2 separate regions of the Homo sapiens genome follow, and region 2 is linked to region 1. Evidence: read pairs that join two places in POLR2A ChIA-PET (ENCODE). Cell type or tissue: PC-9. All regions are shown on one strand. Each heading gives the region's core, and the rest is flanking DNA. Links, peaks and the distances in the headings are about the cores only. Region 1 overlaps GOSR1 (golgi SNAP receptor complex member 1). Region 2 overlaps CPD (carboxypeptidase D).

The links. ChIA-PET counts read pairs that join two places held together with the same protein. Peaks named below come from ENCODE experiments on the same cell type or tissue, not always from the same donor. Only the 100,000 strongest peaks of a DNase experiment are listed, where the experiment ranks them.
Region 2: POLR2A ChIA-PET joins it to region 1 with 6 read pairs; 4 of 35 experiments call an interaction of 5 or more read pairs at or near these places.

Annotation. Positions count from the first base shown.
Region 1 is chr17:30,514,394-30,526,991 of GRCh38, reverse strand. It overlaps GOSR1 (golgi SNAP receptor complex member 1), which reads right to left. Exons shown (of 9, transcript NM_001007025.2): 8 at 6,971-7,053; 9 at 1-4,738. The coding sequence ends at 4,614. Among named protein-coding and RNA genes, the nearest start is that of GOSR1, 43 kb to the right of the region's middle. In PC-9, for the core only: no CTCF peak of the experiment used is centred there; no DNase peak of the experiment used is centred there.
Region 2 is chr17:30,400,755-30,413,352 of GRCh38, reverse strand. The region is part of intron 2 of CPD (carboxypeptidase D); the gene reads right to left. Among named protein-coding and RNA genes, the nearest start is that of CPD, 28 kb to the right of the region's middle. RefSeq lists an enhancer at 7,678-8,349. In PC-9, for the core only: no CTCF peak of the experiment used is centred there; a DNase peak (open chromatin) is centred at 7,962; H3K27ac peaks cover 1,906 bases.

The DNA.
Region 1 (12,598 bases), core at 6,744-9,243:
TGGACTGTTCATATGATGGTTTCTGAATGACATGTGACAGCTTTTCAGCACCTGTATTATTTCATCCTGGGTTTCAGGACATCATGAGAAACACTTATCAACACCAGAGATACCATAATCTCTATCCCCAAACTACCTTGATGGTTACTGTTTCAATATAAACAATTACAAATGCAATCATTTAGATTTCTAATTTATTATTAAATTACATACCAAAGCTTCTTCTATACAGTCAGAAAATGCACATTTAGATGAGAACAAAAATTAAGTACAAATACAATAAAATTGGTTCCAAGAAGCTATTTTAAAAGCAAAAACTTACAAAGTGCATTTGGAAAACAATAGGTTTTAAAAATCTGTATTGGCATTTTTTCAAGAGGAAACATCTTCCATCACAGGAAAGTATGGTTGGAATTGATTTCCCTCCTCCCTTAAGAGCTAACAGGGTGGGAATGGATGCAAATACCTTGATATTAAAGTGAGCTCTCAGGTATCTTTTAATTTTTTTTGCAGAGACAGAGTCTTGCTACATTGCCCAGGCTGGTCTCAAACTCCTGGCCTCAAACGATCCGCCTGCCTTGGTCTCCCAAAGTGCTAAGATTACAGGCGTGAGCCACTGCACCCAGCCCTATTGTCATGGTTTTTCATATTTTTTCAGTGAAATGAAAAGTTTTGAGTGGTTACTTAAAAGGACCAAAAAGGAAAGATTCATTATAATAAGACAATAGTTGAGGGGGCATAACTTCCCCTAAGAGGTAACATTTGGATCCAGAAGTAGAAAATTCCTTCTGACCTCCTGGCTGTGACTAGCATTAACAAGTAACTAACTGTTAGCCTCTGAATCTGGTAACTGGTCCGTAAGGAGGACAGCAAAAAAGGAGAGAAAGCCAAGGTGGTTAAACAAAAAAGTTAAATGACATGGAGCTGAAAGAGCTCAAATCCCTTCATGGGATCCCCACGGAGCCCCTTCCTGTGGACACACACCTCTCTTCCCTTGCTGGAGGTTTCTTTCTGCAAAGAAACCCTAAGAGGAAAAAGCACTGGCCTAGCTGTCTACATGTGGCCCTGGGTCACCTTAGTATAGGCTGCAGCACGGAGAGGTTAGTCAGACCTATCTGACACCAACATCCATACCAAGCCTTTTAACTTCCTTGGAAGAACTGGTTTATTTTCATAAAGAAAATAACCAACATAATTCCATTACTTCACATAAGCAAAACCCTAATGGAAAGGCCCATCAGCCATCAACAGGGTTTGCTTGGCTGCAGTGAGCTAGACTAGCTTGTGTCCCAGTTCACTCTCACACAATCAGCTTTAATGAATGCACAAAAGAATCAGACCAGTAAAAAAGACTGGTAGTATAATTAAATAAATAACTTTATTTATGATACTTCAGATTTTATAAATGCCAACTACATAGCAAAGTCCCATAAATTTTAACCGAGACACAACCACCAATCAAGGCCCTTTGAAAAATCAAAGATAATAAAGTGTCAAGGGAGAAAAGTTTTGTTCTCCCAACAGAGAATTTAATCAATGAACTTACTTCTCTGATCATTTAAGGTTCACAATGGGAAAACTTCTTTTCTTTTAAGGGTACCCTGAATCAATTAACAGTCAATCAACCCACATTTAGAAAAATAAACCCCATAGTTAAGAAAAATATATCAAATGCCCTTCACACCCATAATGTAACAAAACTTTGACACCAGAATGAAAAACTTCTCAGTCTCTGTACCAAACCAGGTGTTAGTCCACCCATGAGCAAGTTCGCCTGAATAACAGCATCTATACACCATGATGTAGCTGAGAACTACAGCTGATATCCTTTTATTGCCTGTGGCTCGGACTGAAGCCAATACTATAAATACCACAGTGAATTCCAATGGTGAAGAGCAGCAGTGTAGATGTTGGAAGTCTACAAACCAGGCTGTAGTTCAGTAAGACAAGTCATGAATTTACAGAAACTAAGAAATGGTTAACTCGAAAAGAATTCTGGTGGCTGGCTTAAAATCTGTCACTGTCCAGGGATGGTAACAGAAGACAGGTGCAGAGAGAGACAGATTCTGCCACATGCACCCTCAACAGTGAAACCATTCTCTGGATGTTTGGAAATGCTTAACAGATTTGGAATGAACAGATTTTCACAGAACTCAGGATTCCTGGTACATCAGGCAGTAGTCCTTAAACTTTTGCCCATACGTTGTGGAGCATTTACAAAAGCAATTCTCTGGACAGTGAGCCCTCAATGCCTTTTTATATGTGGCTTCTTGAATAGATCACATTAGAAATTGAGCAGTCCCCTTCCTCAGCTACCAGTGTCAATGCTGGTATGAGGAGGAGCAGTGGGGGCACTGACAGACACTGGTGATTCGTTTCTTTTATCATAGTGGAACTGAGATTTCATTTCTTTTCAGTAGAAAATATTAATCCAAGGGAAGAATTAAAAAAAAAATGGAAACAATGACTGGTGCCTTAAATATAAGACTGTCATTCTTGATGTTTTTCCAGCAATACAGTTAACCCCAGTGTACTTGTAATTTAAAAGAAAAAGACAGTTTTACAGTGATCTCCATTTCAGACAACCTCAAACATGCTGAAGCTGGTCCATCAGCATCTCAAAGAATCTATGAAAAACAGAATTTTCCCCAAATATCAACAGAGTTGAGGAGACAGAGTAGAAATCTATAGCACAGATCATCAAGAAAGAACTTGTGATTTCTCATTATGAGTGTAAAATAAGAGGACAAGAATTATTATTATATTATTTTTTTTTTAATTGATCATTCTTGGGTGTTTCTCGCAGAGGGGGATTTGGCAGGGTCATAGGACAATAGTGGAGGGAAGGTCAGCAGATCAACAAGTGAACAAAGGTCTCTGGTTTTCCTAGGCAGAGGACCCTGCCGCCTTCCGCAGTGTTTGTGTCCCTGGGTACTTGAGATTAGGGAGTGGTGATGACTCTTAAGGAGCATGCTGCCTTCAAGCATCTGTTTAACAAAGCACATCTTGCACCACCCTTAATCCATTTAACCCTGAGTGGACACAGCACATGTTTCAGAGAGCACCAGGTTGGGGGTAAGGTCATAGATCAACAGGATCCCAAGGCAGAAGAATTTTTCTTAGTACAGAACAAAATGAAAAGTCTCCCATGTCTACTTCTTTCTACACAGACACGGCAACCATCCAATTTCTCAATCTTTTCCCCACCTTTCCGCCTTTTCTATTCCACAAAACCGCCATTGTCATCATGGCCCGTTCTCAATGAGCTGCTGGGCACACCTCCCAGATGGGGTGGTGGCCAGGCAGAGGGGCTCCTCACTTCCCAGTAGGGGCGGCCGGGCAGGGGCGGCCGGGCAGAGGCGCCCCCCACCTCCCTCCCGGACGGGGCGGCTGGCCGGGCGGGGGGCTGATCCCCCCCACCTCCCTCCCGGACGGGGCGGCTGGCCGGGCGGGGGGCTGACCCCCCCACCTCCCTCCCGGACGGGGCAGCTGCCCGGGCGTAGACGCTCCTCACTTCCCAGATGGGGTGGCTGCCGGGCGGAGGGGCTCCTCACTTCTCAGACAGGGCGGCTGCCGGGCGGAGGTCTCCTCACTTCTCAGACGGGGTGGCCAGACAGAGACGCTCCTCACCTCCCAGACGGGGTCGCGGCCGGGCAGAGGAGCTCCTCACATCCCAGACGGGGCGGCGGGGCAGAGGCGCTCCCCACATCTCAGACGATGGGCGGCCGGGCAGAGACGCTCCTCACTTCCTAGATGGGATGGCGGCTGGGAAGAGGCGCTCCTCACTTCCTAGATGGGATGGCGGCCGGGCAGAGGCGCTCCTCACTTTCCAGACGGGGTGGCGGCCGGGCAGAGGCTGCAATCTCGGCACTTTGGGAGGCCAAGGCAGGTGGCTGGGAGGTGGAGGTTGTAGTGAGCCGAGATCACGCCACTGCACTCCAGCCTGGGCACCATTGAGCACTGAGTGAACGAGACTCCGTCTGCAATCCCGGCACCTCGGGAGGCCGAGGCAGTCAGGCGTGGCGGCGCTCGCCTGCAATTGCAGGCACTCGGCAGGCTGAGGCAGGAGAATCAGGCAGGGAGGTTGCAGTGAGCCGAGATGGCAGCAGTACAGTCCAGCTTCGGCTCGGCATCAGAGGGAGACCGTGGAAAGAGGGAGACCGTGGGGAGAGGGAGAGGGAGAGGGAAGAATTATTTTTATTCACAATCCAATCTGGCAGCTAAAAGAAAAGCAGTCTTTGGATGTAGAAACCTGGTTTTCTGAAGAGCCCAGCTGTAAGACCTGGCTTGTCATTAGGCTTCAACACTATCATGGAAACACAGAAAACTCTGTTTTTGATTGGTTTACCTGCCTCCTAGGGAGACAAAAGCAACTGAAAACCTTTTTTTTTTTTTTTTAATTAAAAACAGAAAAATGTGTTAGAAAACACAGCACAGAGAAACTGTGGCTTCAGCTCAACCTGACCATGTCACAGAGTCCATCACTGTCAGTCTTGCATTCATCCTGCTGGTCAGGCTAATTATCAAGACAGTCAACTTCTCCCTCCGATGTTTCCTTATTCCAGACCAGGGTGTGAAAGCGGTGGCTGTCAAGAGTCCCTGAAGATGTCCCATCAATGGAACGCATACAGCAGCAACAGGATGGTACAGATCCCAATAACACCCCCTAGGATGAGCGAGTCCCGCCGCTTCCTCAGGTTGATCCTCTGGATCAGGCTGTTTACAGCAGGAAAACGATCTTTGGGAAATCTTTATTAAGGTCATATTTGGAAGAAGCCTCTCTGGCGAAAAGTCGTAGGAATCACAAAAATAGAGATCAGTGGTGTCTAGAAACAGTGATGAAAGGCATGGGGAAGAAACTCACACCAAGGGAATCTTTAGCAGATGCAGTTGCCCAAACCGGGAACGCGCTGCGGCTCAAGGCCCCTAACCAATACACATCTCCCAGTCTTGTGTGTAACACAAATAAGAATAGTAATAGAGAGAGAGGGAGAAGAAAAGGACGATGACAGTTCCCAAGCACTGAGGGCTTACTGCCAGGCTTCAGGTCAGGGTGGGAGCCAGCGTGGCCAGGAATGGAGGAACTCTGGCAGGGAGGCACAGGCATAGCCAGCTCCCATCGCCACCACCACCCATTTCCCTCCCTTTCCTCATTTTCCTTCTCTTTTCCTCTTCTCTCAGGAGACTGGGGAGTTCTGCCTGAGAGTTTGAAGAAATACCTGATCTTTTCCCGCCTTAGATTCAGGCAATTCATGGGAACCAACTCTAAGGTCTATATAATCAGACACTGGTGAATTATTAATATTTTCAAAGTTACTTCGCAGCAGAAGGCAGATACAGGAGGAAAGTGGACTAAACTTTAGCCCTGACCCACACCCATTTTTTTTGATTTTTTTTTTTTTTGAACACATTCTTTTGGAGTAATTGTAAAATTCCCATGTGACTTATTTGTATGAGGCGCTATGCTAGGTTCCAGTATACTACTTTGCCTTAAGGGAACTTAGTGTTGGGCTGGGCAGGGTGGCTCACACCTATAATCCCAGCACTTTGGGAGGCCAAGGCTGAAGGACTGCTTGAGCCTAGGAGTTTGAGACTCGCCTGGGCAACATGGTGAAACCCCATCTCTACAAAACATACAAAAATTAGCCGGGCATGGTGGCACGTGTCTGTAGTCCCAGCTACTCAGAAGGCTGAGGCGGGAGGACTGCATGAACCTGAGAGGCTGGAGGTTGCAGTGAGCTGAGATCGTGCCACTGTACTCCAGCCTGGATGGTAACAGGGTGAGACTCTGTCTTAAAAAAAAAAAAAAAAAAAAAAAAAAAAAGAGAGAGAGAACTTATGGGAGAGATGCTTACAGAGCAGTAGAGAAGAGGTCACAAAGAAGAGTGGTGGTAAATTCTAATGAACAATTGAGAAAGGCTTTAGTGTTTTAAATCATCAGCTATCTGACTCACACTTCTATTTCAAAGTTTCAAAAGTTTCACTAAATACAAACTCTTAAATTCACTGATCAGCTTTTCTGGCTGGCAATTGAGTTCATAGTTTAGTAAAATGAGATAATGTATATAACAGCACTCTGTAAATTTTATAGCCCTATCTAAAATGTGATTTTAGACATGTGGTTTTATACTTAGGGTGACAAGGCAAGAACAAAATTCACAGTGGACTGGAGAATAACAGCACACATCAGGAGAGTCTTTTCCTTAGGCAAAGACATATCAAACTAAAAGTGAACTCAAATTATCTAGGACTACAAGATACTCAGCTTTTGAAAATTCTAGGTTCCTCCCCCTTTGGCAGTTGGGGAGGAAAGCTTTTTGCCTAGAAGGCTTGTCTTTTCAGAGGTTCGCTGAATGAAATGACTCAGAGTGCCAGGCTTTTCTGGTTCCCTAGTGGGTTTCTGGGAAGTATTAATAATCCTAATTTAAAACAGAAAACTGAAACATTTTAAAGTAGAGGTTACAACAAACAAGTGGAGAATGTATCCTAGAATTCAGCCTGTGCATAGAGTTACAAACTCCATCAGTAGCTATAGCTCATCTGCACGGGTGGCTGTCTCCTTCCTTCCCCCTTCCAAGCATCTGCCACTGACTTATCTCTAAATGGGAAAAACAACAAAGGCATATAATTTATCATGTTTAGGTAAGAATAATGTATAGTGTGGAGTTCTAACATGAATTTAAAAGCTTTCTAAAATGTAGAAGAAATTGGTGGATAATTTTTAAATTCACATTTATAATTTTTTTCTTCTACATCTAGTAGTAAGAAACTTCTGAGGTGCAGTCTTTTAGGAATGGTACTAAAGAGCATAAACTTTCACAAAGTAGGAATGCACAGTATATTCATATTATGCAATTACTGATGGGCTCTACTGCTACTGATGATGGCAACCTGCCCCCTATAAAAGCACACACAGACACTTCTCCCCTCTACCCTCAAAACACAGACTGCGAACATTCAAAAAGGATACTGGCCAAAGTGTTCATTTTGCTGTGAATTGACTTCAACATTCCTCTCTGTGAAGTCATATTTTCTTTTGTTGCCATAGCAATGCTGCAAGGGGAAAAAAAGATGACAAATCACCATTTAAGATTATCCTGCCTGGAACCATCATGCCTTTAAAAGTGAAAGAAAACTACAGTGAGCAACATCATCTTAGAAAGCACTGTGCCAGAAAATAAGGGGAAAAAATCACTTCCGAAGCCACTTTACCACTGCGCTTTTTCCAAATGACTCCACTGTTCTCTGATATCTTTTTATACAAGGCAGTAAGCCACTTCCTATGTTTGCTTCAAAATAACAAACAAAATAAGGCATAAACAGACAAATCACATATTACAAAAGCTTCTTAAAATTTAAAGTTTAAAAACTTTAAAAAGTTTAAAAAGAGTTTAAAAAGAAGCCAGCTACTAAAATATCTTTAATCAGGAAAAACTGTTGAAAGGGAATTATAATTATAAAAATAGAAAAGAAATATAAAATATCATAAAATGTGAATACACAACCAGCCCTTAATTTATGAAGAGATTATGTTCCAAAATTCTACTTGAGAACCAACTAGGCATGCATGCAACATTATGCTGGGTTTCCATGATGGCTGACAAAGGTCACAGACTCATTAAACGTGGCTAAAACAGCTGGGTGTGGTGGCTCACGTCTGTAATCCCAGCACCGAATTTGGAAGACCGAGGTGGGAGGATCACTTGAGCCCAAAAGTTCAAGACCATCCTGGGCAATGTGGTGAAATCCCAACTCTACCAAAATAAAAAATTAGCTAGACATGTGTGCCTGTAGTCCCAGCTACTCGGGAGGCTGAGGTGAGAGGATCAATTGAGCCCAGGAGGGGGGGGCTACAGCGAGCTGTGATGGAGCCACTGCACTCTAGCCTGAATAATGGAGCGAGACCCTGTCTCAAAAAAAAGAAAAGATTAAAGAGAAAAGAGAAAGTCACTTTTGGTCGAACACAATCTCTTCCCTGTGACTACCTTGATGTCCTGTTTAAAAGATCTCTTGAGTTAATATCCTTTTTTTGGGGGGGGTTGGGGGTTGGGGGACAGGGTCCTGCTCCGTCACCCAGGCTGGAGCCCAGTGGTGTGACTGTGGCTATTGCAGCCTTGACTCCCTGGGCTCAAGCAATCCTCCCACCTCAGCCTCCTGAGTAGCTGGGACTACAGGCATGTGCCATCATGCCTGGCTAATTTTTTTTTTCTAATTTTTAAATTATTTCTAGAGATGGGGTCTCCCTATGTTGCCCAGGCTGGTCTCAAACTCCTGGGCTCAAGCCATCCTCCTACCTCCGCCTCCCAAAGTGCTGGAGTTATAGGTGTGAGCCACCAAGCTTGGCCCTAAGTTAGTATCATTTTGCTATCACTTCCAGGATTATTCATTTCCCATAGTCTTATCTCTCTGGACATTAGAGCCCTAGAGGGCAGGGTCAGTATCCACTTTGATATGTAACACTCAGAGGAGTGCTTTGCATGTTGACATTATAAATAGCAACAGAAAATGAAATGCTGTTGAGCAATTTTGAAAATATCTATTTTTTTTTTTTTTTAAATCAAGAGATTGAGATTTGGGGAAGATGATGGTGAGAGTATAAATTCCTGACTTGACCTTTGGTCCATTTCCTCCATGGAGTAGCACAAGAATAAAAGCAGACACACTAAGGAGGGTCCATCTGAGGCCCCAAGTTCCCTTGAGATCTCCAGGGAAGAAAGCCAGGTAGAGGGCTATACTCTCTGAAGTGAAGAGAGAACCAGGGAACTGACAGCAGGGAAGCTTAGATTTTTCTTCAAGCTTGAGGCAAAGACCTAGGGCTTCCTTGCTTCCTGAGGAACCCAGACAGTGGAAGACTATGGATCTGCATACACAGGGGTTGCAGTGAAATTGCTCCCAGGCACTGAAGCTGGGAAAGGACTGCTACATGCAGCCAGAAAGATGACAAGCAGAGAGCCGATAGTCTTGTAGCTGGTGTGATGCCCAGCCCCTAAGGGAAGAGCCCAGTGATGGATGCATCACTGCCTGATATGCCATTGCTTAAGAGGCTCTCATAGCTGGATCTATCTGGGAGCTGAGTGAACACATTTTTGGCCAGGTAAGGTCTCACAGAGTAAACCACCATGTATCTTATTGAAGGGAAATGCTAGAAGGAATATTCTAAACAAATGACACATGAATCAAAACTTGAATTTCAAGATTTGAGATGGCAAAAGAGAAACAAAAGTGTGTAAGGAGGTATATACAGGTTGAACATCCCTAATCTGAAAATCAGAAATCCCCAAGACTTCTGGTCCCAAGTATTTTGGATAAGCAACATTCAATCTGTAAAAGAATATTTGTTGAAGCATTTTTGGAATAGTAAAAAATGAACAACAACAGCAAAAAGACCAAAAAAAAAAAATCCCCCAAAACTGGAAGTAACATTTGAATGGTATAATAGATTATGATATAACCATACTTTGGTTATTAAAAAGGATGAGTTAGTATTATTTCTATTAACACGAAGGGGTGTTTATAACATATTGAGTGATTAAAGCAAGCTACGGAATGTGCAGAATATCAATGCTGTAATATTTTCAGAAACAAACACCCTTGGGGATGTTTGTATGACAGTGAAAAAGTTGTATATCAGTAAGATACACAATTGTCACTTAACACAAGTTACTTCAGAGGTTAAGAATGGAGGGGTACTACCAGGAGATTGACTTTTCCTTTATCCATTTTAGTATTAGTTAAGTTGTTACAATAAGAACATTTTGATAATATACAAATGTACTTCGATAATATATAAATATCTAATAAAGAAAAATGAAAAGAACATTAGAAAAATCCCACCTGAGTGATTAAGAAATGTTAACAACATCTGAAGCTACACACACACACAAAATTAACATGGACATGCTAGGATTTAGATCACTTTCAACTGAAATCACAGGCAGTGATTACATAGTATTTGGGTATTTAAAAAAATGAGTTAGGGCTAGGCGCGGTGGCTCATGCCTGTAATCCCAGCACTTTGGGAAGCCAAGGCAGGTGGATCACTTGAGGCCAAGGAGTTCAAGACCAGCCTGGCCAACATGGTGAAACCTCTTCTCTACTAAAAATACAAAAATTAGCCAGGCGTGGTGGTGAGCGCCTGTAATCCCAGCTACTGGGAGGCTGAGGGTGAAGAATCACTTGAAGCCCAGGAGACAGAGGTTGCAGTGAGCTGAGATCGCGCCACTGCACTCCAGCTTGGGTGACAACACAAGACGCAGTCTCAAACAAAACAAAACAAAGTTAGTATTTCTATTAACTTGAAGGGATGTTTATAACATATTGAGTGATTAAAGCAAGCCACAGAATGTATAGAATATGAATCCTCTAATAATTACAGAAACAAACATCTTTGGGGATGTCTGTATGACAGTGAAAAAGGTATCAGAAGGATACACAACTGTCAGTTAACACAAGTTGCTTCAGGGGTTAAGAATGGAGGGGTACTACCAGGAGACTGACTTTTTCTTTTTCTTTTTTTTTGTTTGAGACGGAGTCTTGCTCTGTCACCCAGGCTGGAGTGCAGTGGCGCGATCTTGGCTCACTGCAACCTCCGCCTCCCAGGTTCATGCCATTCTCCTGCCTCAGCCTCCTGAGTAGCTGGGACTACAGGCGCCTGCCACCACGCCCAGCTAATTTTTTGTATTTTTAGTAGAGACGGGGTTTCACCGTGTTAGCCAGGATGGTCTCGAACTCCTGCCCTCGTGATCCGCCCGCCTCAGCCTCCCAAAGTGCTGGGATTACAGGCGTGAGCCACCGCGCCCGGCTGACTTTTTCTTTATCCGTTTTAGTATTATTTAAGTTGTTACAATAAGAACACTGTACTTGTATAATATACAATATACAAGTGTCTAATAAAAGAAAAATGAAAACATTAGAAAAATTCCACTTGATTAAGAAACGTTAAATAACATTTGAAGCTACACACACAATTAACATGGACACACTAGGATTTGGATCACTTTCAACTGAAATCACAGGCAATATCTGCAAATTTAGAAAATGAAAAGTCCTAGAGAATATTACAGTTCTTCCAGGGTCCTGATTTCCTATGTGTTTTAATGCTGACAATCCCATCTTCCCAATACTTTTAGGCCTATTCTAGAAAAATATCTGTTCATGTGGAGATATTATGGTCTGGTCTTTTGAAATGACATTTCAGAATAAAGAAATGTAACTGGGTAAAACTAAAACAAACAAAAAAATACATTAGCAGCTCCAAATCCACCACTGTGATGCACCTCAATAAAATTATGAGTCAAGCAATGATTTTAAAAAGTTTTCCACAGATCTCAGAAATGCTCAAGAATGGAAGGGATCACTCTCTCTGAGGGCAGAACTGTGGAGTAGGGTTAAAAATGGAGATTTGTAGAAATTTGTACAAGGAGTTGCCATAACCCAAAATTGCCCTTCCTAACGCATGCAGCTAGGTGGCTGCCCCTAGTCCAGTAGAAGACCTAGCTCAGGAGAAGAGACATAGAGGTCTGGCAATTTGAAGTCCCCAGTGAAACAGCCAGGTCCGCCTGATCACGCATGGTGAGGCCTAACACTCAACAAGTGTCACCACCCTATGCTCACAGGATGAGTTTCCCAACACACATTCTTTTCACAACATGGAGAAACACCATGTCTACAGAAAAATACAAAAAAAAAAAAAAAAAATTAGCTGGGCATGGTGGTGTGTGCCAGTAGTACCAGCTATTCAGAATGCTGAGGTGGGAAGATTGCTTGAGCCCAGAAGGTCAAGGCTGCAGTAAGCCATGATCATGTCACTGCACTCCAGCCTGGGTAACAGCAATGAGTGACTGGAAGCTCATCCTCTTTTGGAGTCACACCCTTAAATATGAAGGAACAGCCAATAATCACTAGATGTGTGAGGAGGTAACATGAAAGGCAGAGTTCAAATAAACCACCCAGCAAACAGAAAAGTGAGGCTGAGCAAACAGGGCAATAAAGGAAGCTCAAGAAACTCTAAAATAAAATTACATTTAATGTTTTCAGAGAGATAAAAGATTACTACATCCACAAAACATACACATAAATGTGTGTATCTGTCTCTCACGAAAGAGCTCATGTAAATTAAATGAAGAGCTGATATAAAAATGTAATAGAAGAATTGGAAGGAGAAATTCAGTAAATCTCCCAGAATGTTAAACAAAAAGATCAACAGAAACAGAGAGAAGGTAAGAAAGGATCAATTCAGAAGGCCCAACACATAACCTTTTTAATATTTTTTTGCATGAAACAACAGAGAAAGAAGAGGGAAGAAAATGATAAAGAACGTTAAGATAATTTCCAAGAACTGAAGATGAGTTTCCAGATTGTAAGAGTTCACTCAATGCCCAGAGCATTGGACTGGAAAAGACGCATGCCACTGTGGACTTTAGAAGCATGCCAGCCTGGACTTTAGAAGCAATGCCTTTAAAAATTTCAAAATTATTTCCAACTCAGAATTCTATCTTGGTTAGGTTAAATAATGAATCAAGAATACGAGCAGAATAAAGACTTTTTGGATGTGGGCAGTCCAAAACAATTTACCTCCTGTTCTTTCTCAGGAAGTTAC
Region 2 (12,598 bases), core at 6,923-9,422, 110 kb after region 1:
GGTAAGATGCTGATTTTCCTATCCCTACCAAGCCATATTTAGTCATTATGATATTAGTCACCTTTAGTCATTGCTGACCTATAATCATCTTTGGTAACTTTAACTTGTACATATACACGTAAACACACGTGCATTCATTGTCATAATATTTATTGAAAATCTTTTCCAATTTTTACTACTACATTGGTCACAATACAATGGTCGTTGTGTGTAAGGGATTATACTAAGACTATTGGGAATTATAAACAACAGATATACTTCCATCCAGAGTTTAGAGTCTTGGTGAGGAAGCAAAACAGAGAACACATAAAAATAACAATTTCAGTCACTTCCAAGATGGCCGAATAGGAACAGCTCCGGTCTGCAGCTCCCAGCAAGATCGACAAGATTGACACAGAAGAGGGGTAGATTTCTGCATTTCCAACTGAGATACCTGGTTCATCTCATTGGGACTGGTTGGACAGTGGGTGCAGCCCACGGAGGGCAAGTCGAAGCAGGGCAGGGCGTCACCTCAACTGGGAAGTGCAAGGGGTGGGGAGATTTCCCTTTCCTAGCCAAGGGAAGCCATGACAGACTGTACCTGGAAAAACAGTACTCTTTTGCCCAAATACTGTGCTTTTCCCATGGTCTTAGCAACCAGCAGACCAGAAGATTCCCTCCTGTGCCTGGCTCGGTGGGTCCCACACCCACGAAGCCTTATTCACTGCTACTGCAGCAGTCTGAGATCAACCTGCGAGGCTGCAGCCTCATGGCGGGAGGGGCGTCTGCCATTGCTGAGGCTTGAGTAGGTTAACAAAGCAGCTGGGAAGCTCGAACTAGGCAGAGCCCACCGTAGCTCAGCAAGGCCTACTGCCTCTATAGATTCCACCTCTGTGGGCAGGGCATAGCTGAAAAAAAGGCAGCAGACAACTTCTGCAAACTTAAACGTCCCTGACTGACAGCTCTGAAGAGAGCAGTGGTTCTCCCAGCATGGCATTCAAGCTCTGAGAATGAACAGACTGCCTCTTCAAGTGGGTCCCTGATCCCATGTAGACTGACTGGGAGACACCTCCCAGTAGGGGCCGACAGACACCTCATACAGGCAGGTGCCCCTCTGGGATGATGCTTCCAGAGGAAGGATCAGGCAGCAATATTTGCTGTTCTGCAATATTTGCTGTTCTGCAGCCTCCACTGGTGAGACCTAGGCAAACAGGGTCCGGAGTGGACCTCCAGCAAACTCCAACAGACCTGCAGCTGAGGGGCCTGTTAGAAGGAAAATTAACAAACAGGAAGGAATAGCATCAACATCAGCAAAAAGGACATCCACACCAAAACCCCATCTGTAGGTCACCAACATCAAAGACCAAAGGTAGATAAAACCACAAAGATAGGGAGAAACCAGGGCTGAAAAGCTGAAAATTCCAAAAACCAGAGCGCCTCTTCTCCTGAAAAGGATCGCAGCTCCTTGCCAGCAACGGAACAAAACTGGATGGAGAATGACTTTCACAAGCTGACAGAAGTAGGCTTCCGAAGGTTGGTAATAACAAACTTCTCCGAGCTAAAGAAACATGTTCTAACCCATCGCAAGGAAGCTAAAAACCTTGAAAAAAGGTTAGACGAATGGCTAACTAGAATAAACAGTGTAGAGAAGACCTTAAATGACCTGATGGAGCTGAAAACCACAGTACGAGAACTTCATGACGCATGCACAAGCTTCAATAGCCAATTCGATTAAGTGGAAGAAAGGCTATCGTGGTTGAAGATCAAATTAATGAAATAAAACGAGAAGACAAGATTAGAGAAAAAAGAGTAAAAAGAAACGAAAAAAGCCTCCAAGAAATATGGGACTATGTAAAAAAACCAAATCTACATTTGATTGGTGTACCTGAAAGTGACGGGGAGAATGGAACCAAGTTAGAAAACACTCTTCAGGATATTATCCAGGAGAACTTCTCCAACCTAGCAAGGCAGGCCAATATTCAAATTCAGGAAATATGGAGACCACCACAAAGATATTCCTCAAGAAGAGCAACTCCAAGACACATAATTGTCAGATTAACCAAGGTTGAAATGAAGGAAAAAATGTTAAAGGCAGCCAGAGAGAAAGGTCAGGTTACCCACAAAGGGAAGCCCATCGGACTAACAGCAGATCTCTCGTCAGAAACCCTACAAGCCAGAAGAGAGTGGGGGCCAATATTCAACATTCTTAAAAGAAAGAATTTTCAATCCAGAATTTCATATCCAGCCAAACTAAGCTTCGTAAGTGAAGGGCAAATCAAATCCTTTACAGACAAGCAAATGCTGAGAGATTTTGTCACCACCAGACCTGCCTTACAAGAGCTCCTAAAGGAAGCACTAAACATTGAAAAGAGCAACCAGTACCAGCCACCGCAAAAACATGCCAAATTGCAAAGACCATTCATGCTGTGAAGAAACTACATCAATTAACGGGCAAAATAACCAGCTAACATCATAATGACAGGATCAAATTCACACATAACAACATTAACCTTAAATGTAAATGGGCTAAATGCTCCAATTAAAAGACACAGACTGACAAACTGGATAAAGAGTCAAGACCCATCAGTGTGCTGTATTCAGGAAACCCATCTCATGTGCAGAGACACACATAGGCTCAAAATAAAGGGATGGAGGAAGATCTACCAAGCAAATGGAGAGCAAAAAAATGCATGGGTTGCAATCCTAGTCTCTAATAAAACAGACTTTAAACCAACAAAGATCAAAAGAGACAAAGAAGGCCATTACATAATGGTAAAGGGATCAATTCAACAAGAAGAGCTAACTATCCTAAATACATATGCATGCAATACAGGAGCACCCAGATTCATAAAGCAAGTCCTTAGAGACCTACAAAGAGACTTAGGCTCCCACACAATGATAATGGGAGACTTTAACACCCCACTATCAACATTAGACAGATCAATGAGACAGAAGGTTAACAAGGATATCCAGGAATTGAACTCAGCTCTGCACCAAGTGGACCTAATAGACATCTACAGAACTCTCCACTCCAAATCAACAGAATATACATTCTTCTCAGCATCATATCACACTTATGCGAAAATTGACCTCATAATTGGAAGTAAAACACTCCTCAACAAATATAAAAGAACAGAAATCACAACAAACTGTCTCTCGGGCCACAGTACAATCAAATTAGAACTCAGGATTAAGAAACTCACTCAAAACTACACAACTACATGGCAACTGAACAACCTACTCCTGAATGACTACTGGATAAATAACGAAATGAAGGCAGAAATAAAGATGTTCTTTGAAACCAATGAGATCAAATACACAACATACCAGAATCTCTAGGACACATTTAAAGCAGTGTGTAGAGGGAAATTTATAGCACTAAATGCCCACAAGAGAAAGCAGGAAAGAGCTAAAATTGACACCCTAACATCACAATTAAAAGAACTAGAGAAGCAAGAGCAAACACATTCAAAAGCTAGCAGAAGGCAAGAAATAACTAAAATCAGAGCAGAACTGAAGGAGATAGAGACATAAAAAACCATTCAAAAAAAATCAATGAATCCAGGAGCTGGTTTTTTGAAAAGATCAACAGAATTGATAGACTGCTAGCAAGACTAATAAAGAAGAAAAGAGAGAAGAATCAAATAGATGCAATAAAAAATGATAAAGGGGATATCACCACCGATCCCACAGAAATACAAACTACCATCAGAGAATACTATAAACCGCTCTACACAAATAAACTAGAAAATCTAGAAGAAATGGATAAATTTCCGGACACATACACCCTCCCAAGACTAAACCAGGAGGAAGTTGAATCTCTTAATAGACCAATAACAGGTTTTGAAATTGAGGCAATAATAGCCTACCAACCAAATAAAGTCCAGGAGCAGAGGGATTCACCGCTGAATTCTACCAGAGGTACAAAGAGGAGCTGGTACCATTCCTTCTGAAACTATTCCAATCAGTAGAAAAGGAGGGAATCCTCCCTAACTCATTTTATGAGGCCAGCATCATCCTGATAACCAAAGCCTGGCAGAGACACAACAAAAAAAGAGAATTTTAGACCAATATCCCTGATGAATGTCGATGCGAAAATCCTTAATAAAATAATGGAAAACCGAATCCAGAAGCACATCAAAAAGCTTATCCACCACGATCAAGTCAGCTTCATCCCTGGGATGCAAGGCTGTTTCAACATATGCAAATCAATAAATGTAATCCATCACATAAACACAACCAAATGACAAAAACCACATGATTATCTCAATAGATACTGAAAAGGCCTTAGACAAAATTCAACAGCCCTTCATGCTAAAAACTCTCAATAAACTAGGTATTGATGGAATGTATCTCAAAATAATAAGAGCTATTTATAACAAACCCACAGTCAGTATCATACTGAATGGGCAAGCATTCCCTTTGAAAACTGGCACAAGAATACTGTGCCAGTTTTTTTGAATACTGCAAGCATTCCCTTTGAAAACTGGCACAACACAAGGATGCCCTCTCTCACCACTCCTGTTCAACATAGTGTTGGAAGTTCTGGCCAGGGCAATCAGGCAAGAGAAAGAAATAAAGGGTATTCAACTAGGAAAAGAGGAACTCAAATTGTCCCTGTTTGCAGATGGCATGACTGTATATTTAGAAAACTCCATGGTCTCAGCCCCAAATCTCCTTAAGCTGATAAGCAACTTCAGCAAAGTCTCAGGATACAAAATCAATGTGCAAAAATCACAAGCATTCCTATACACCAATAACAGACATACAGAGAGCCAAATCATGAGTGAACTCCCATTCACAATTGCTACAAAGAGAATAAAATACCTAGGAATACAACTTACAAGGGATGTGAAAGACCTTTTCAAGGAGAACTACAAACCACTGCTCAATGAAATAAAAGAAGACACAAACAAATGGAAGAACATTCCATGCTCATGGATAGGAAGAATCAATATCGTGAAAATGGCCATACTGCCCAAGGTCATTTATAGATTCAATGCCATCCCCATCAAGCTACCAATTACTTTCTTCACAGAATTGGAAAAAACTACTTTAAACTTCATATGGAACCAAATAAGAGCCTGCATAGCCAAGACAATCCTAAGCAAAAAGAACAAAGCTGGAGGCATCATGCTACCTGACTTCAAACTATACTACAAGGCTACAGTCACCAAAATAGCATAGTACTGGTACCAAAACAGATACAGAACAGAACAGAGGCCTTAGAAATAACACCACACATCTACAACCATCTGATATTTGACAAACCTGACAAAAACAAGAAATGGGCAAAGGATTCCCTATTCAATAAATGGTGCTGGGAAAAGTGGGTAGCCATATGTAGGAAGCTGAAACTGGATCCCTTCCTTACACCTCATACAAAAATTAACTCAAGATGTTTTAAAGAATTAAACGTACGACCTAAAAGCATAAAAACCCTAGAAGAAAATCTAGGCAATACCATTGAGGACATAGGCATGGACAAAGACTTCATGACTAAAACACCAAAAGCAATGGCAACAAAAGCCAAAATAGACAAATGGGATCTAACTAAACTAAAGAGCTTCTGCACAGCAAAAGAAACTACCATCAGAGTGAACAGGCAACCTACAGAATGGGAGAAAATTTTTGCAATCTGCCCATCTGACAAAGGGCTAATATCCAGAATCTATAAAGAACTTAAACAAATTTACAAGAAAAAAACAAACAACCCCATCAAAAAGTGGGCAAAGGAAAGGAACAGACACTTCTCAAAAGAAGACATTTATGCAGCCAACAGACACAGGAAAAAATGCTCATCATCACTGGTCATCAGAGAAACGCAAATCAAAACCACAATGAGATACCATTTCATGCCAGTTAGAATGGCGATCATTAAAAAGTCAGGAAACAATAGATACTGGAGACGATGTAGAGAAACTGGAAAGCTTTTACACTGTTGGTGGGAGTGTAAATTAGTTCAACCATTGTGGAAGTCAGTGTGGCGATTCCTCAAGGATCTAGAACTAGAAATAACATTTGACCCAGCGATCCTATTACTGGGTATATACCCAAAGGATTATAAATCATGCTACTATAAAGACACATGCACATGTATGTTTATTGCGGCACTATTCACAATAGCAAAGACTTGGAACCAACCCAAGTGTCCATCAATGACAGACTGGATTAAGAAAATGTGCACATATACACCATGGAATACAATGCAGCCATAAAAAAGAATGAGTTCATGTCCTTTGCAGGGACATAGATGAAGCTGGAAACTACCACATTCTCAGCAAACTATCACAAGGACAGAAAACCAAACACCGTATGTTCTCACTCATAGGTGGGAATTGAACAATGAGAACACATGGACACAGGGCAGGGAACATCATACACCAGGACCTGTAGGCGGGTGGGGTACTGGGGGAGGGATAGCATTAGGAGAAATACCTAATGTAAATGATAAGCTGATGGGTGCAGCAAACCAACATGACACATGTATACCTATGTAACAAACCTGCACATTATGCACATGTACCCTAGAACTTAAAGTATAATAAAAAAGAAAAAATAATAATAACAATTTCAGGGCCATATAAATGTAAACTAATCTAAGGGTTTTTTTGCATATGTAAAATTTAATAGCTGTGTTAATTTGCAAACATGGCCAACTCACACTTTCATTATGCTAGAAGGCAATGACGTAGAGTAACACTATAATCCCCAGGCTTGAGTCCTAGCATTCTTTTGTCTATCCCTTAATTGTCCTATTTTAGCAGCAATTTAAGAAATACTAGCTAAGACCCAGCAAGAAGATCAAGTTTACAGTAACATTTTAGAGTGTTACCTAATCAGGTTTTTAAAGGTAACTTTAATTGGACCATAACTTGTGAATTCCATCTAATGACACATACAAATATATCCCCCAGGTAGCAAGTAGGGAGGAAGGACAGAAATCATTTTAAAATAAGACTTAATTCCAAGAGAAGAAAATACATTTAGCATCCTTAGTTTGACAGAGCATATAATATAAATATTGACTTTTTAATATATATCTCTACAAACAATTACTAAAAGTCAGATTCATGGAGACAAGCCTCTTTTATTTTAGGTCTTATAGACTGATTTTAATATTAGCTTCACAGTGTAAAATCTAATGGAAATAGAAAATATTAGTTGAATCCTGACATACAGTCCCCAAATTTTTCTTTGATAAGACCATATTTAAGTTAAATAAAAAGTCATGTAAAATGACACTGGAAATAAAAAGATGACTACTTAAAAACAATATAAAAATCAATATTTTTTACTGTATTTCAGCAATAATCAGCAAATATAATTTTTAAAAAGTTTCCAGCAACGAAATCACAAAATGTATAGGATGAAGTATAATAAAATGCATAATATAAATCAATATTATAAAATGCTACTGAGGGATGTAGGAGATTTTAGTAAAGTGTATTATGCCTCTAGATAAGAGGCTTATAAAAATATCAAATTTCCCCAAATTAATTTATAAATATTATGAAAACATAGATTTTTTTGTTGCAACTGGACATAATGATTTAGAAGTTAAACTGTACCAGTAACTTTGTGAGAATTTCTGAGAAATGGCTGAGAATATCTCCCAAAAAATTAAAAAATAAGAGTGGTTTAAGAGGGGACCTGCATTGCCATATTACTAAAATACATATAATAAAACTACACTTACTAAAGCAGTTCACTTCAGGTATAAAAATAAAGAGACCAACGGAACAACATAGAAATCACAGTAACTGAAACAAAAGCATTTGGAATATGATCAAGGTATTTAAAACCAATGGGGGAAAAAATTAGTAACTCTTACATGGTTAAAAGTGGTTGACTAGGTTAACTAGGTGGCAAAAAATACTGGTGGAGTTTTACATCATATTGTGAAAGGTATGCCAAATTCACTCAATTCACTATGCCAAAAGAAAAAAATTAAGCTGAAAGCTGAGTCATGCAAGAAGCTGCCTTTCCTTTTGTTCCTAAGCAGATAGCTACAGATAAAGGGGTAAATATCTCCACAGGTAGCTCTTTCATGTTCACCTTATCTCATGAAAAGTGCCCATTTACTGAGCATGAGATGAATACATAATTGACTATTCCCCCAACTGCTCCTTTTCTCTTGCACTATGTGGATGACCTTTACTCTTTCCCCTCCAGCTCACTTTTCCCCTTTAAATATTGAAGCCCTCAAAAGTCATCTTTGGAGAAAGGGAAAGACCACAGACGGTTTCTGTGACTGTATTTATGTCTTCCGGGCATGTCCTTAACCTTGGCAAAATAAACTTCTAAATTGATTGAGACCCATCTTAGAGACAGATACTTTTTGGTTTACAGTATCATACCAAGTAAACTCTTTAATCCATATGGAATTTAACATAAAAATGAAGCCATTAATGAAACCAGAAGCCAACATAAATGTTTTTACTCTCTCAGAATGAGGAAAGCCCTTCTAAGTATGACAACAAAGTAGTATAAAACCATGAGAGGAATAATAGATGAATAGATTTAACTACCTAAAAGATTTAACTACCTAACAGATTCAACTACCAAAAAGCTAGTAAAATATCTGTTGGCCAAAAAGCTGCCATCAGAAATTTTAAAGAAAATGAAAGATGAAGTGTCTTTCATTAAAAAGAAAGAAAAAAAAGAGATGACAAAGGATTATAGAACATTTCTGGGTGAAAATTTAGTAATATGAATATAAAATCTTTAAAATAGGTATGACCTCAACCAGAAATTCCTTTTCTAGAAATTTATTCCAAGATAATAGCTATAAGGATGAGGGCTATAGTATTCAAATTGAAAGAGCATAAAACTGGAAGCAATCTAAATGTTCAAAAATGAAAGACCAGTTTAGTAAATTATGATATAAAATGGGCTACTATGCAGCCATTTAAATTACTGCAGGCATATATTTATTGTCACGATATTTACCATGCATCAAAAAAGGTTATAAAACGGCATATACAAGGCAAATATTTTTGCATGATACTTTGAATTTTATTCTTCTTTGAAGCATACAGAGGTTCTTAAATAATTTCCTTTCACTTAAGTATTAAGTAAATGATTCAAAAGAATTTTGACAATCTAGTTAACACGGTGCTTTAAAGCCTTTTTAAAAGTCAAGTTTATGGAGGTATAATAACTTATATGCTATAAAATTCATCCCATTTACATGTACAGTGCAATGTATACAGTCACATAACTACCACCACAATAAAAATACAGAACATTTCTATATCCCAGAAGGTTCCCAGACCCTGGGTTACCATTAATCTAATTTCTTTCCCTATATTTCTGCCTTCTCTAGAATGTCATATAAATAAAATCATATAGTATATAGCCTTTTGTATTAGGCTTCTTTCACTTAGCATAATGCTTTTGAGACTCATCTATATTCTTCATATATAAATGGTCCATTACATTACTAAGTATTCTATTGAATAAAAGTAGTTCAATTTGCTTATCTGTTCATCATGTGATGGTTATTTCAGTTGTTTCTTGTTTTTTGGTGATTAAAGCTGTGCATAGATCTTAATGTGGGCATATGTTTTCCTATCTTTTGGGTAAATATCTAGAGGTGGCATGGAGGGATCTTATAGTAAGTTTAACTTTGTAAGAAATTGTTTTCTAAAGTGGTTGTACCATATTCATATTACCACCAGCAATGTATCCATGTTTTAGTTATTCTGCATCATCACCTAACAAGTTGCTCATGCCACTGGAAAGTCTCTTAAATTTTAAGCATTCTAGTGGAAGACGAGTGGTATCTAATTGTGGTTTTAATTTGTATTTCACTGATAACAAATGATATTGCACATCCTTTCTTTCCCATGAAAGGAGATCTTTCATGTCTTTATTTATCTTCTATACTGGAGACCCTGGAAGACAGAGACTTTAGTGAGATGGCAGATATGAGGGAATGTGAGAAAGGGATCTCATAAAATTGCCTGTGACCACCTGGGATCATCTCTAAACTGCACATGTACAGGTCTGACCTTAAACAGCACACCAAAAGCACTGAGAACTGAACTACAAAACAGGTTACTGCCCAGCACCCAGACTGGCCCCTGAGTGGTGCACATACAGTACAGATCTGAATAGCACTATAAAGGCTTTGAAAACTGAACTGACATTGGAATTACAGCTTACATAAGGCGAGTCAAAACTTGCAGCTGAACCTAACTGGGTCATTCCCTGATGGCACAAACAGACAAGTATTATTATTTTTATTTTATTTTATTTTTTTGAGATGGAGTTTCATTCTTGTTGCCCAGTCTGGAGTGCAATGGCACTATCTCTGCTCACCGCAACCTCCACCTCCCAGGTTAAAGCGATTCTCCTGCCTCAGCCTCCTGAGTAGCTGTGATTACAAGCATGTGCCACCATGCCCAGCTAATTTTGTATTTTTAGTAGAGACAGGGTTTCTCCATGTTGGTTAGGCTGGTCTTGAATTCTTGACCTCAGGTGATCTGCCCGCCTCGGCCTCTCAAAGTGCTGGGATTATAGGTGTGAGCCACCACACCCAGCCAACAAGTATTATGTTTTAATAGGATTTAAACAAGACCCAGATCTCATAGCATAAGATTCAAAATGTCCAGGATATAATCCAAAATTATTTGACATTCAAATAACCAGTAAAAGCTCAATATATTATAAAGAAAAAAAGTCAACAGACACCAACTCCAATGTGACACAGATGCTGGAATTACCAGACTAACCTTAAAGCAGTTATTATAACCATGTTACAAGGAATTAAGGTTTTCGTTTTGTTTTGGTTTGGTTTTTTTGAGACAGAGTCTCGCTCTGTCACCCAGGCTTGAGTGCAGTGGCACGATCTCAGTTCACTGCAACCTCTGCCTCTCAGGTTCAAGCAATTCTCGTCCCTCAGCCTTCTGAGTAGCTGGGATTACAGGCATGTGCCACCATGTCCAGCTAATTTTTGTATTTTTAGTAGAGACAGGGTTTCACCATGTTGGCCAGGCTGGTCTCAAACTCTGGACCTCAAGTAATCCACCCACCTTGGCCTCCCGAATTGCTGAGATTACAGGTGTGAACCACCACGCCCAGCCTTCCAAGGAAGTAAGATTAAACAGTCTTAAAGTAAAAGAAAGATACCAAACATGCAAAATAGAAAAAAGTAGAAATTTCAGAATTTCAGAAAAATACAGTAACTAAATTAAAAAAATAAACTGAATGGGTTTAATGGAAGAATGGAAATGATAGGAAAAAGTGAGTTATCTTGAAGATGGGTAAGTAGAAATTGCCTTATGAATAACAGAGAAAGAAGAAAAAAAGATCTGAAAAAAAAGAAGAAAAAATTTTAAGAACAATAGCAAAAGGCCTACTATTGTTATCACTGGAGTCTCAGGAGAGAAAAAAAAATGGCGCCATGCTATTTAAAAAAAAAAAAAAAGTGAAATAATGGCTAGAAACACCATAAATTTGGCAAAAGACAAAAACTTACATTTCAAGAAGCTCAGCAAATCTCAAACACTATAAGTGCAAAAAAATCCATGCATGGGTATTTTATAATCAAACTGCTGAAAACCAAAGACAGAAAAAAAGTCAGCTGGGCACAATGGCTCATGCCTGTAATCTCAACATTTTGGGAGACCGAGGCAGGCGGATCCCTTGAGCCCAGGAGTTTGAGACCAGCTGGGGCAACATGTTGAAAACCTGTCTCTACAAAAAATACAAAAAAATAAGCCAGGTGTTGTGACACGTGCCTGTAGTCCCGGCTGCTTAGGAGGCTGAGGCAAGAAAATAGCTTGAGCCTGGGAGGCAGAGGTTGCAGTGAGCCACGACCGCACCACTGCACTCCAGCCTGGGAAACACAGCCAAACTCTGTCTCACAATAATAATAACAGGAAGAGGAAGAAGAAGAAGAAGAGGAAGAAGAAGAAGAAGATGAGGAAGAAGAAGAGGAAGAGGAGGAAGAGGAAGAAGAGGAGGAGGAAGAAGAGGAAGAGGAGGAAGAAGAGGAAGAGGAGGAAGAAGAGGAAGAGGAGGAAGAAGAGGAAGAGGAAGAAGAGGAGGAAGAGGAAGAGGAGTAAGAGGAGAAAGAGGAGGAGAAGGAAGAAGGAGGAGGAGAAGGAGAAGGAGAAGAAGCAGCAGCAGAAGCAGAAGAAGCAGAAGCAGAAGCAGCAGCAGCAGCAGCAATAAAATAGTCTTGAAAGTGGCCATAGAAAAATGATGTGCGTATAAAGGGGAAGAAAAATTCAAATGACTGAATTTCTCAGCAGAAGCCATGGAGGCCAGAAGGCAATGGCACAAAATTATTAAAGCACTCTAAAAAACAAACAGCAAAAACAACAAACTACAATCCACAACCCCGAGTTTTATATCCAATAAAAATGTCCTTCAAGAAGGATGGCAAGGCCGGGTGCAGTGGCTCACGCCTGTAATCCCAGCACTCTGGGAGGCCGAGACGGGCGGATCACGAGGTCAGGAGATCAAGACTATCTTGGCTAACATGGTGAAACCCCATCTCCACTAAAAATACAAAATACAAAAAAAAAAAAAAAAAAATTAACCGGGCGTGGTGGTAGGCGCCTGTAGTCCCAGCTACTCAGGAGGCTGAGGCAGGAGAATGGAGTGA